Regions from separate parts of the Homo sapiens genome. Here region 2 is linked to region 1. Evidence: chromatin contacts called from ENCODE Hi-C data. All regions are on one chromosome and are shown on one strand. Each heading gives the region's core, a stretch centred on a gene start or an enhancer-like site at or near the end of the contact. The rest is flanking DNA. Distances are from core to core; before and after follow the strand shown.

Region 1 (7,343 bases), core at 2,107-4,606:
GATGGATGATATTATTGGGAGAAGGAGAAGAGGCGGAAGGGGAAGTGGGAGGGAGAGAACTCCAAGGAGGAAAGGGAGGAGGCTTTTGACTTTTGGGAGGAGGCTTTCGGAAAGGACGTCAGAGAATGGGAGAGGGTTCGCTTTGTGAAGAGGGAGAACTGTGTAAAGAGAGCCCCCTCAGCCCTCGTAGTTCCTGAGCCTCCTCTCTTCCCTCTTGAGAGTGTGCCTATACACTCCACCCACCTATATTCTTATGCACTTAGGGCTGTGGGTGAGGTTGTGCAGGTTGTTCCCTGCGCAAGGGTGTGGAAATGAAATTCAGCTATCACTCCCTTTTCCAAGCCTAGAGTTGGCCAGAAGAGGGTGCTTTTCTACGATTTGCCAGCCAGGAGAGGGCGCCTTTCTTTAATTTGCACAAGAGCACCATTTTGCGGCCAGCAGCCATGCCTAAAACACACCTCTAGTTTTTACCACTTAAAACGCAACCAACAAGAGTAACTTTGAATTGGCTTCTGTCCCATATAGGAAAACTCCGAGAATACACAGCACTTACCTACCTGAAGGGACCAGCCATGCCTTAGATCCCAAGCGAAAACGAAGCTCCCTTCTTGGCTCATAGTTCTATATGGGCCAATGAATTCTCACCAAGCCTCAAAATGGAGCCCCCTCCTATTCTAGAAATGAAAACAGGCCTTGGAAAAGCTGGGTTCATTATTCTTCACAGCAGTTTGCATTACATTCTGTTCATGTGATGACAAATAGCTGGTCAATTCATTAAAAATGCAGTCATTCACGCAGACCTTTGGTCTTCACACAATGCCAGTCACCAATCTGACAAACTTAACCAAATGGATTCAGTATTTTTTGGTCATGAAGCCCTGATCTATAATAATGCTGTGGAAAGAGATATGAAAGAAAAGGAAATGATAAAAGGGTTTTTGAAAGCAAGTAATACTATTGTCATTAGATTCTTAGGCATAGCTCTGATGCTTGGATTAATGCTGCCATTTCGTTTTTAAAAAGCAGAGTGGGAAGTCCTCGGAGCACAAGCCCCCACTCCTTTAGCTCCTTGCCTCCCCAGGGAGCCAGCCCTCCTCCCATCACATCCTGGGTCCAAACTAACTCAGGGAGAGGGCTGAGAATGTGTCAGAAGAGGAGGACACGACCAAGTGGTGAGAATTAGAGTCCTCCGAGAGGAGCCCAGGAATAATGCAGCCAAATTCATTCACCAGGGAGTTCTTTAAGTGGCTCTCAAATGGCACCCATCACACAGGCAAGCCTCCGCGTCTTTGCAGCGAGCACAATAGGTACCAGATGAGTCACAGGCACCTTGGATTTTTAGTTTGCATCTAAATAAGCACTTTATATTTGCAAAAGGCTTTCCAGTCATTTGCAAAAAGCTTTCTCCTTCAACAACTCCAGGAGGGGAGTCCACAGAACTAAAGATATATTGAGCCCCCTGTCTGACCAAATAAAAGATGGTGAAAAGCAGCCCTCACAGAACTCTGGGGCTCATTAAACCCAGGCGGGGAGTTAGAGTCAGGCCTTCCCACCCAGGCTGGCCTCTTTCCTCCTGGACTGCTAGCTTCCTAAAGAGCAACCCTTGTCAGCACACACACACACATACACACACACACACACACACATCTCCCACCCTGGGACAGGGCTCTGAGATTGAAATCAAATTCTGCAAGGTACTGAGACCTTCAGTAAGTGACCAACCATATAGATCCTGCTCATAGGACCGGAAGTCAGAAGGGGCAACATCCTGCTCATAGAACCAGAAGTCAGAAGGGGCATCACAGTTATCTCATTTAAGTGGAAATGCTAAATGCTTGCATGAAGTGCTGCAGCCTCTTAGCACAGGTGTGGGACTAGAAATGGAATCTCCTGACTTTCCACCAGCACTCTATTACAATAAGTGACACCTTCATTGGTGAAGGTGAGGATGGGGCACCTATGTCTTCAATGCCCTGGCTACCTCTATGCTAATGCTAACTTACATGAGTCTGGAAGCAACAATAATAAAAATAGTTAACATTTATTTAGCATGTACTATGTGCCAGACACTAAGAACTCTTCATTCATTATTGCTAACCTTCACGACAACCCAGAGAGAGAGATGTAATACCCTCACTATATAAATAAAGGTGCTGAGACTAGAATGGGTAGGTGAGCTTGCCGAGATCACACAACTGGGTGGTGCAAGAGTAAGGATTCAGGCAGCCTCTGTCTATTACAGCACACTCCCTTACTCAGAGATGCTGAGGTGCGAGTCTGGCTCTGGGCTCCCTAGCTATAGAGTCACACTGCCTGGCTAAAAATCCAGGCTCTACAGTTTAATAGCAATGTGACCTTGGGCAAGTCAATTAACCTGTCAGAGCCTCAGTTCTCTTATCTGTTTAGTGGAGATAATAACAACTACCTCAAAGGGTTGTTAGGAGGATTAAATGAATTAATATTCGTAAAGCACTTCAAATAGTGCCTGTCACATAGAAAGTGTCATGTACATTTTTGGTGGATAAATAAACAAATTTAATATTACCTGATATCAGGAGGAAGGGGAAGACAACCATAAACTCACTGATATGAACAATCACTGATCCCTTGAGCTAGCACAATAATTATGACAACAATAACAATAATAATACCGTCTTTTGAATGTTTAGTATTAATCACTGGGCACTGTGACTTAAAAAAAAAAAAGGTTTACAGAGAAAATATCATTCAATATTCATTACAGCCTTTTCGGGCAGAAATTATTATCCCCATTGTACAGATGAGAAAATTGGATCTTAGAAAAAACAAACCACTGGCCCATGGCTACACAGTTCAGTGGCAGAGCCGGGATTCAGAGCTGATCAGTCCGTTTCTCATGCCCGCGGACTTAATCACCAAGCACACTGCCAGTGCTGGGGTCAGCGGAGTCATCCACACCAGAAACGGCCCAGGGAGCTAAGAGCTCAGACACAAGGGGAGGGTCCCTGGCTCAGGGTCTGCAGGGGCGGCGCGCACAGTGCGAGGCTGGCAGGTCCGGACCTGGGAATACCGCCGCGAGCGCAGCGGCCAGATGTTCAGAGGTGGCCCTGGGCCAAGCCTCTCTCTCCCGGCCAAGCCCAGCCCAGCCCTCCGGGTGCTTTGGCGCGGCCCTCGCCTGCAGTCGGTCACGTGCAATCGCTCCGAGAGGAAGTCAGAGGCTAAGCGGTCGGCCTGGGTGGGAATGCAGGGTCCCTGCAGGGTTCCAGGAAGCAGGGCGCCGGGCTTTCCCTCTCTGCCTCCCCACAGAGCCTGGAGAGCCCCCAGGTGAGCAGTGAACTTCTCACCCCAGCCGTGCTGGCAGAGTTCTTGCTGCATTATAGTGCCCTCCGATGGCCAATTCCGGTACAGCCTCCCTGTCGCAGTCGGCTTATGACAAGCGGGGGCCTCATTTATTCTAACAGTTTAATCATGTTTAAAAAAGAGCAAGAAAAAAATTACTGTAACAGTGTTAAATTGTAGTCTTGTCTCTTACTTCTTATCCAAGTGAACAAAAATCTTTGTCACAGAAGTTTTCCCTAATGCAGACTTTCTCAAAACCTGTCTAATCATAAGATGCACTTGCTTGTTAAAAATACACATTTCTGTTCTCACTGATATGTGGGAGCTAAGCTATGAGGATGCAAAGGCATAAGAATGATACAATGGACTTTTGGGACTTGGGGGAAGAATCCCCAAGGAGGGGGATTCGAGAGAGGACTTGCATCAGATGAAGGGGAGTGGGGTGAGGGATAAAAGACTACAAATATGGTACAGTGTATACTGCTTGGGTGATGGGTGCACCAGGATCTCGCGAATCACCACGAAGAACTTATGTAACCAAATACTACCTGTACCCCAATAACTTATCGAAAAATAAAATAATTTCAAAAAAGAAGAAACAAAAATGCACATTTCTGGGTTCCACTTCAGAAGTACTAAATCAAAATCTCCAGAAACTAAGCCTGATATTCTGCATTTTAACAGGACCCCCAGGCAATTAACAGAATCGAGCGAATTGAGGAAACTCAGTTGTGGGCGCACGCAGTGCTCTGCAAGCGGTAACCACCCTTGCCATGCTGACTTCACTGAGGAAGCCCTTGTCCCCCACAAGAACTCAGAGAGCTGTCGATGCCCTCGAGAGGGAGGAGGGCACTCAGGAGAAACACACCTCAGAGGTGGGAGACATGGCTCTGCCACAATTTGCTGCAGAACCTTGGGCTCATAACTGACATCCTTGCATCTCTGCTTCCTCCTTTATGGGATAGAGCCAGGGTTCCCTACACTTGTTGGCCCACTTCATTAATGGAGCCTCCAGGGAGTTGCTGAACATTATAGCATATTTAGGAAAGTATATAACTCTCAGTGGTCTGCTGAAGCCGGCTTATCATGGCTAGCGAGAGCTGATTGGCAAAATTTTAGAAACTTTTTGCATCAGTTATTAAAGCTTTGGTGGTAGCTTAAAATAGGCCATGGTGGGAGTATTGACACCACAGAAATTGGCAAATAATACAAATTAGGGCTTTTTGTAAACTACAGAGCCTGTTGTTAGCCATTTACCAGCACACCACTGAATACACAGAAGGGTCAGGCTCTTTTACATCAAAGGACATTATGCAAGTGGAAGGCCTGGAGAAAGTGAGTTACAGTATTCCTTCCCCTCGCTGTTCAGTCATGGCAGCAGCAGGACTCAAGGCTCAGCCCCTCCTCCAAGGTGCCTCATAGTTACCACTAACAGCGAGGCCCTTGTAGACATATTGTACTAGAAGCCCCCGGCAGAGTCTAAAGCTCTGAGGAGAGTCAGAGGCCTAGAGAAACACCAGCTGCTACTTGACCTGCTCTTGTATAAACCAAGGAGGGGATTTAAGAGAGGACTTGCATCAGATGAAGGGAACTAGGTTGTTGTAGCCTCCCAAGAAGTGGGTAGCAGGATCTTAATTTGACTTTATCAAATTTTTCCCTTTTGAGAAAGAAGCCACCTTTGTCATACAGCATGGTGTCAAGGCCAAGTCCTGCACAGTTTACCTTCATCTCAGAACTCACAGCTAACTGTAATCTGCCCTTCTGGGAATGCAAATGTTACTACTCTACAACAAGATGCACAAGAGGCAGATTCGGGCAGTGCTGGCGCATAGGAGCAGGGGAAACACACAGGAGGAGCCTCAGGAAGCCTTGCCCGATCCCTTCGAGCCCAGCATCTGTCCTTCCTTTCCTTAATCCCAGGCCTTGAGGTGCACAACAAGGGTTAAGGAGGCTCCAGGTTCCTTGGAAACTGACAAGACAAAAAATGTTGAGCCATTGGTAGATCCAGCTTATACCTTAGATCCCTGAGCCTGGCCAGGATTAGAAGGGAAGGAAGCCTTCCCCTCTTACAGGAAAGGAGGCCTTCGTGACCCATGAGGCAGACAGTTAACAGTTTCTTATTACTTTCTTTGTACAAGGACCTATGGAAAATATCAAGGTTGTAAGAAGATTTGATCCTGAAGTAACTAAAATTATATGGAGCTCTCTCTCTCCAGCCACGAGGCAAATTCAGTCATGAGGCAAGACAGCTGCATGCAGGAGGGCATTGTAATTGATTTGCATAGAAGTGCTAAGAGTTCATAGTTAGAAGTCTCTGTACATGATGGAAAGAAGTGGGAAGGTGGCTGGAAAGTTCATCTGAGATTAATGGAGGGCAAGATTGAGTTGCCCAGGGAGGAAGAAGGAATGATTAATTGAACAAAGACACCAGTCTCTGACTATTGAAGAGTACTCATTACCAGGCCAGTGTGGCTGGAGCTGTGAGTGTCAGGATCAGTGGGAGGTCAGATTGGCAACGTAAGTTGAGGTCATGTTGGAGAAGGCTGAGCTTGGTTTATAGGTGAAAGAGGAGCCATCAACAGTGTATTCATTTTCTATTGCTGTGGAACAAATTATCACATATTTAGAGGCTTGAACTGTACCCATTTTTATCTTGCAGAGTCTGTAAGTCAGCACTGTGTACACAGTGTAGGTAGGTTCTCTTCTCAGGATCTCACAGGGCTGAAATCAAGGTGTAGACTGGGTTGTGTTCTCATCTGGAGCCTGAGGTCCTCATCCACACTCACTCAGGTTGTTAGGAGTATTCAGTTCCTTGCAGTTGCAGGACTGAGGTCTCTACTTTCTAGCTGACTGTCAACCAGTGCTGTTCTCAGCTCCTGTAAGCCTTTTGCCATCTCCTAAAAAATGACCCTCTCCAAAACATAGCAGTTTGCTCCTTCAAGGCCAAAAGGATAATTTCTCAGTCCCCTTTAAGGGCTCACCTAATTAGGTCAGGCCCACTCAAGATAATCTCCCTTTTGATTAACTTAACCTCAACTGATCAGTAATCTGATCACAGGAGTGATATTGCATTATAGTCACAGGTTCAGCCTACACTCAACGGAGGGGATTATACGTGGCAGAAATCTTGGGGCCATCCTAGAGTCCTGCCTATCTCAGATAATTTTCAGGTGGGGAGATGGGGAGACGTGATGAAATTTATTTTTGGAACCTGGCAGCAGGAGACCAACGAGGAGGCTGTAGCCATCATAGAAATCAGGTAGCAGGAAAGGGATAGGTGGATAAATAAATGGGGAAGATATTGCAATGGATAAATTTACAGGACCTGGAATGTTCCTCCCCCGTCTGACCTCATGGCTGGCTCCCTCTCGTATCACTCACTTCCCTGCTCACTCTGTGTTAGTTTTACCTCCTCCCTGGTTCTCTAACACATCACCCAGTGTATTTCTTTCATGGTACTCTTCATTTTATATTAACATATTTGTTTCCTTTTTTATTGTTCATTCACTCCACTTAACTCTAAGCTCAAAGAGAACAGGGACAATGTGCCTTTTGCACACCTCTGAATACCTGGAATGAGGCCTGGCGTATAGTTGGGACTCAATAAATATTGAATAAAGATTAAATGAATAAATGACCAAGGCTGAGCACAGTGCCTCACACCTATAATCCTAGCACTTTGGGAGGCCGAGGCAGGTGGATTGCCTGAGTTCAGGAGTTCGAGACCAGCCTGGGCAACATGATGAAACCCCATCTCTGCTAAAATACAAAAAATTAGCCAGGCATGTTGGCAGGCGCCTGTAGTCCCAGCTACTCGGGAGGCTGAGGCAGGAGAATTGCTTGAACCTGGGAGACAGAGGTTGCAGTGAGTTGAGATCGCGCCACTGCACTCCAGCCTGGGCGACAGACTGAGATTCCATCTCAAAATAAATAAATAAATAAGCAAGCAAGCAACTTATATGAAAGGGTCCAGGGAGAGTCAAAAGGTCTAAGTACTGGGTCTGGATGTCTTCAAGAAAGGCAGT
Region 2 (7,343 bases), core at 3,480-5,979, 660 kb before region 1:
GTGCACAGAAAGGCAAGAATCATCTTCAGGTGACTTAGCAAAGAGGTGGTTAGTTAAGCTTTAAGTTAATACTGAGCTCTGATGATACAAATATGTTACTTTGTCTCAGACAAGTTTAAGGCAGATTTGAGGCTATTCTGATTTGAATAGCTTCGAAGGTAGAAGAAAACTAAAGTCACCACAAAAACATAGATGAGTTTATAGAGGATCTAAGGTTGCTATTTTCAGATTGCATCTGAAATGTTGGGGTATCATATAGTAAATTTAGATGAATTGTTACATGGAAGGGTAGATAGACAAATATACAGTAGAGACAGATAGATATCTCTTTGTTACAAAAAGAAATTGAGATAGCTTAAATGATACATACATGTACAATATAAATATATTTATGTATAAATATATTTATATAAATATAAATGACAGTAAGTGAAATATATAATATAAATTAAGTAAATAAAAAATAAAATGGGTAAACAGTGGAAAAACATGAGAAGGAGGCAAGAATTTGACCTACATTTAAAAAGCATCCTATAAAGGATCTTACCTACATTTACAGATTGGGCTCTGATTATATATTTTAAAGAAATACAATGCTTATACTAAGAAAAATCAATTTTCTAGGATGCTCTTCAGTATGTATAGGGATCACTGTATTATAATGTAAATATCAAGATAAATATTAACTTTCATTAGCAACAAAGGATATTTTATAGAAATGCTTCTTTGTAGTCCTCAATGTAGACTGACAACATCTTATTACTGTGAACTTTAGTATTCCCATTTTTAAAAGATTTGGACCAAATAGAGAACACTTCACACAGATATAATTCATTGAATGACAGTGAATTCTAGATTATCTAGATTATATTATATTAGATTATCTAGATTATATTACTTGAAATACAACTATTTTTTGTTATTGTTATTATTTGAGATGGGGTTTCACTCTGTCACCCAGGCTGGAGTGCAGTGGTGCCATCTTGACTCACTGCAACCTCCGCCTCCCAGGCTCAAGCTATCCTCCTGCCTCAGCCTCCCAAGTAGCTGGGACTACAGGTATGCGCCACCATGCGCAGCTAATTTTTGCATTTTCTGTACAGACAGGATTTTTCTGTGTTGCCCAGGCTGGTCTCAAACTCCTGGACTCAAGTGATCTACCCATCTCAGCCTTGCAAAATGCTAGGATTACAGATGTGAGCCACCATGCCTAGCCTATTTTTTTTATTGTTAATTAATAGCAGAAATAGTAATGAAGTTGGGACAGGGTTGATATCCTTTTATAGAAATTGCAAAGCCTAATAAAAACAATCGCTGGAGAGGTTTGCTGGAAAAATACCATTCCACAGGAACAGAAATCTGTTTAAATATTTATTTTGAATCCACTCTAATGTATACACAATAGGTGTTCGAGACTTCAAGTTTCTTTTTCATTGTAGCCTGGATATTGCCCTATTGATAACCTTATAAGAGGTGACAGCGTGCTGGCAGTCCTCACAGTCCTGGCTGCTCTGGGCGCCTCCTCTGCCTGGGCTCCCACTTTGGCGGCACTTTAGGAGCCCTTCGGCCCGCCGCTGCACTGTGAGAGCCCCTTTCTGGGCTGGCCAAGGCCGGAGCCGGCTCCCTCAGCTTGCGAGGAGGTGTGGAGGGAGAGGTGCGGGCGGGAACCGGGGCTGCGCGCGGTGCTTGCGGGCAAGCGCGAGTCCCGGGTGGGCGTGGGCTAGACGGACCCCGCACTCGGAGCGGCCGGCCTGCCCCACCGGCCCCGGGCAGTGAGGGGCTTAGCACCTGGGCCAGCAGCTGCTGTGCTCAATTTCTCGCCGGGCCTTAGCTGCCTTCCCGCGGGGCAGGGCTCGGGACCTGCAGCCCGCCATGCCTGAGCCTCCCCCGACCTACGTGGGCTCCTGTGCGGCCCGAGCCTCCCCTAGGAGCACCGCCCTCTGCTCCACGGCGCCCAGTCCCATCGACCACCCAAGGGCTGAGGAGTGCGGGCCCACGGCGACGGACTGGCAGGCAGCTCCACCTGCAGCCCGGGTGCGGGATCCACTGGGTGAAGCCAGCTGGGCTCCTAAGTCTGGTGGGGACGTGGAGAGCCTTTATGTCTAGCTAAGGGATTGTAAGTACACCAATCGACACTCTATATCTGGCTACTCTGGTGGGGACTTGGAGAAACTATGTCTAGCTCAGGGATTGTAAATACACCAATCGGCACTCTGTATCTAGCTCAAGGTTTGTAAACACACCAATCAGCACCCTGTGTCTAGCTCAGGGTTTGTGAATGCACCAGTCGACACTCTGTATCTAGCTACTCTGGTGGGGACTTGGAGAACCTTTGTGTGGACACTCTGTATCCAGCTAATCTGGTGGGGATGTGGAGAACCTTTGTGTCTAGCTCAGGGATTGTAAACGCACCAATCAGCACCCTGTCAAAACAGACCACTCAGCTCTACCAATCAGCAGGATGTGGGTGGCGCCAGATAAGAGAATGAAAGCAGGCTGCCGGAGCCAGCAGTGGCAACCGGCTGGGGTCCACTTCCACACTGTGGAAGCTTTGTTCTTTCACTCTTTGCAATAAATCTTGCTACTGCTCACTCTTTGGGTCCACACTGCCTTTATGAGCTGTAACACTCACCGCAAAGGTCTGCAGCTTCACTCCTGAGCCAGCGAGACCACAAACCCACCAGAAGGCAGAAACTCCGAACACATCCGAACATCAGAAGGAACAAACTGCGGAGACGCCGCCTTTAAGAACTGTAACACTCACCGGGAGGGTCCGCGGCTTCATTCTTGAAGTCAGTGAGACCAAGAACCCACCAATTCCGGACACACTTATACAACAAGGTGACGGAGTTCCATCACATTCTCCATCCTCAGACTTACATCTTTAAGCAATGTATGTGATGTTTCAGGATTTTGTTTCATGGATTAGATTTCTTGTTTTCCAGACAGAAACAGTAATCTTTACTATTACGGGTTCCTAGATTAAAGGTTATGACACTTTAATGAGATGAAGTTTGGTGAATACTTTGATTTCCTCAACATGTTGTAAAAGTGAAGTATTATGTTGATCCAAAGATATCAGTAAGATATTCACAATTAATGCTTTATACATTCTGAATTTTTCCTAAACAAAGTTTGCTGATTTTTTTCATCTATTTAAGTCTCTGAAGGAAAATGAGTTTAGATAATTCCTAGAAGCAGATACTATATGTTTATCTCTTTTCATGTGATAGGAGTTATTTTGTAAATCCGTTCATAATTTAAATGCTCTAGGGAAGTGTATTCTCAAGGGAACTTTATTGTGGATCATCATGTAAAGGAAAAATTATTATATAGTAAATATTATTCTCTATATCCATATGGGAACTTTCTGATTTACAAGTTATTTGAGTTCCAAAAGGAGCTTATTCCCTTTGTGTGTTCCCAAGGAAGTATAACCTGAGTGAGCCCAGGAATCTGTGAGAAAATAAGCTGGCAAATACTAACCTGATCCAAGTAAGTATTTGGACCTGCTTAGATCTCTGAGCTATTATTGTTTTGTATAAGATTAAGTCTAAATGACATATTCTTTACAATTGCTTAGAATAGGTTAGTCCAGCTCCAAAGTTCATAGCAACTCATTATTAACCAAAGTAATTCTAGTCCTTCTCGCTGAGTGGTTTCTCCAAACTCTATAGAGTGAGGCAAAACTATTTATCTCCCATGGGAGAATTTTGGTAACCTTATCCCTATATCCCATACACTTCCCTAGAAATTCTTAATCCCCCCCAAACCTTTAAACTTTCTAGAGATGTAGTAGGAGGGGCAGTTGAAGATTTTCTATACACATGTAACCATTATGAAAACGTTCATTCAATGGCAGTTAGACTTCCCCCCCGCCACCCCACATGCATGGATACCTGCAGCTAGGCCCCTGATTCCTGCATTACTAAGAAAAGAATTAGGCAGTGGTCATTCGCTGAAGAAATGGCATATGGCATAAGTCGTTTATGCCCACTATAGATTAAAAGGTCATAAATCATATCACAGAAGCTGGATACTTTTGGGAGTGAAAGTGGCCAAATTAAAAGTTATGTTGGGACAACTAGCACAGTTAGGAGCCCACAGTGTTTTAGCCGGGAGTGCTTCCTCCTATTATCCGTCCCCACAGTTCCATTGTATCAGTAGTTCTGCCAGGGCAGGACAAGTCATGAAAACCCACAACTTCACTGCTGAAAGGGGGTGATTCGATAATTTGATGGAGCAGAACATAGAAAAACCCCATGCCCTTAGGTGTGGTCAAAACAGTGACAATCTCAGGGGCAAACAAGCAGGGAGAATAAACATCATATGTAGCCTGAAGTTACAATTCAGAGTAGAAAAGAACTGGCAGATTGGCCAGAAATTTAGCAGGGAGAATTGGAAAAGGATACTATCATAGTGAACTTTGGTAAGCTACCACATATTCCTAGAGGTCTGAAAGGCTGCACACATACTCTGGGGAAGACCTAAGGCTTTGGACACACAGAGAGAAGATAAGAGAGAACAAATGGAAAGTAAAAATCAAAAAAACACTTGTAAACTGCCTGAACTTTGAGTGCATTCTACAACCCACACACACGTATATATCAATTAGAGGCGTTAGCATAGTGGCCCTAGGTGTTTAAGTACAACCTGTGACTGATCGTTGGCTGACCACTAAACTGTGTTAACACAGGGGAAAGTCCCAGCTCAAAAACGAAAATGGAAATTACACAAACTGAGCAGAAACATCAGCAGCGGCACAGCATGGGGAAGAGAGGCTGCACAGAGTTATGTTAGGCAAGTCCTAAATAAACAAACACAGCAATAACAGCAACAACCCTCAACAGGGAAAAGTCAGAAGCCAGAGTTGCTGTAATATGCTATATAAAATGTCAATTTTCAAGAAAAAAATGAGACATGTAATAAACAGGAGTGTGACTCATACCCAATTTAAGAAGTGGTTAAAAGAAAGTGTCTGAAGAAAAAAAAAGAAATTATATTTGGGTTGAAGTGGAGATAGCAGATGTTAAACTTAGCAAACAAAGAGTTGAAAGCACTATTATAAATATGTTCAAAATAATAGGAAATCATGTTAAATAATTAAAGTATTACTATAATTACCCTTTAAATAGAGAGTATCAATATAAACATAAGTGTTATTTTAAAAGGAACAAAAATTCTGGAGTTAAAAAATATTATAATGGAAATTAAAAAATTGCAAGAGAATCTCAACAGAATATTTAAGATGGCAGAATAAAGACACAATGAGATTGAAGATCAATTAATAGAAATGGTCTAATTTGAAGAGAAAAGAACAATGAAAAAATGAGCAGAGCTTCGGAGACCTGTGAGAGACCATCAAGCATACTAACATATGTGTAATGGTAGAGAAGAGGAGGAAAGAAAGAAAGGGCTCAAAAATATTTGAAGAAATAATAGCCAAAAACTTCCCAAATGTGATGAATAACATTAATCTACACATTTGAGAAGCACAAAAACTCCATGTTGGATAAACACAAAAAAAATCTGTACATAGACACATTATAGTCAAACTTTTGAATGAAAAAGAGAAAATTTTGACAGTAACAAGAAAAAAAAGACTGTTACATACAGGAAAACAACACTACGATTAACAGCTTACTTCTCATTAGAAACAAAGCCAGGAGGTAGAGGGATGACGTATTCAGTGTGCTGAAGGAAAAAAAGGGAAAATGTCATTTAGGAATTTTATATTTAGCAAAATTGTTCTTCAAAAATAAATATAAAATAAAGATATCCCAAATAAACAAAGACTGAGACAATTTGTTGCTAGTAGACCTGCCTTACCAGAAATACTGAAGGAAATCCTTTAAGTGGAAATGAAATGATAAAAATGTATCTAAAATTCACCTAAACAAAAGGACCTCATCACGTCATTATTTAGGTAAGTATAGACATGATATAAACATAAAACTAAATTCTGTTTGAACAGAAGGAAGGATATAACAAAGATAAGAACAGAAATCAATGAAATAGATAATGAAAATAATAGAGAAAATTAATGAAACCAAAACTTAGTTTTTTGAAAAGATCAACCAAAACTTAGTTTTTCTTTTGCTAGACTGATCAAGGAAAAAGGAGAGAAGATGACAGATTACCAAAATGAGGAATCAGAGAGAAGGTATCACCACCAACCCCACAGAAATGAAAAGGATTATGAGGTATAGTTATAGTTAATACTATATTATAAACAAATAGTATAACCTCATAATCATTCTCATTTCTATGGGGTTGGTGGTGATACCTTCTCTCTCATTCCTGATCTCATACTATACTATGAACAAATATTATAACCTCATAATCCTTTTCATTGCTTGATAGTTAGAAATACAACCTGTGACTGATCATTGGTTGACCTCAATTGTCATTGCTTAACAATTAGACAATTGTTAGCAACTGGACAATTGTTAGCAATTAGCTGGATAAAATGGACTATCTTAGAAATGCGCAAATTACCAAAACTGACTCAAGAGGAAATAGAAAATATGAACAGACTCGTAATAAAAAGACATACAATTTATACAATTTATAGTTAGGAGAAAATCCTAGATGTAGATGACTCCACTGGTGAATTCTATCCAATACCAGTATTTCACAAACTTTTCTAGAAATAGAGCAAGAAAGGTCATCTTTCAATTATTTGTACAATATTACACTGAGAGCAAAGCCAGACAAAGACATCACAATGAAAGAAAACTGCAGACCAGATTCCCTCATGAATATAGACACCAAAACTCAACAAAATATTCACAAACCAAATGTGGCAAAGTAGAAAAGCATTATACAGTGCTGACCACAGAGGATTTATCCCAGGAATGTGAGTTTCACTTAACATCCAATAATTAATTAATGCAATATAGCATATTAATAGAATAAAAGAGAAAACACATGACCATTTCAATAGATGTACAGAAACATTTGAGAAAATCCAGTATCCATTTGTGATATAATCTTTCAACAAAAGGAATAGAAGAGAACTTCTGTAACCTGACAAAGGGCATCTATGAAGAACTTATAATGTATGTAATGATGAAAACCTGACCGATACACTCCTAGGATCGGAAAAGAGGCAAGGTTGTCAGTTCTTATGTCTTCTGTTCAACATTGTACAGGAGATTCAATCCAGTGCAGAATGATAAATACATGTAAGAAAGAGAGAGAGAAGCAAATTAGAGGAAAAAAAAAAGAAGCAGCAGCAGCTGCAGGGGAGGGGGAGGGGAAGGGAAAGAGAAGGGTTAGACAGACCAGCAGAAAGAAACAATCAGTGGCATACAGATTGGAAATTAAAAAGTAAAACTATT

What was found. A loop is a pair of places that touch in the nucleus more often than their neighbours do. Pooled maps may share reads with other maps.
Region 2: a pooled map shows a loop between it and region 1 (3-fold over the local background). The contact joins two enhancer-like sites. A Hi-C loop is called at or near these places in 5 of 37 single-sample maps with no recorded cell type and 6 of 50 pooled maps.

Annotation. Positions count from the first base shown.
Region 1 is chr3:114,148,629-114,155,971 of GRCh38, reverse strand. The region is part of intron 3 of DRD3 (dopamine receptor D3); the gene reads left to right. Among named protein-coding and RNA genes, the nearest start is that of DRD3, 27 kb to the left of the region's middle. RefSeq lists enhancers at 655-1,164, 1,165-1,674, 3,032-3,565. Within about 2 kb of position 3,356, at least 10 of the 41 ENCODE cell types and tissues checked have a DNase peak (open chromatin) inside an H3K27ac peak, as active enhancers do.
Region 2 is chr3:114,807,342-114,814,684 of GRCh38, reverse strand. All of the region lies in intron 4 of ZBTB20 (zinc finger and BTB domain containing 20), which reads left to right. Among named protein-coding and RNA genes, the nearest start is that of ZBTB20-AS3, 62 kb to the left of the region's middle. RefSeq lists an enhancer at 4,615-4,794. Within about 2 kb of position 4,729, at least 3 of the 41 ENCODE cell types and tissues checked have a DNase peak (open chromatin) inside an H3K27ac peak, as active enhancers do.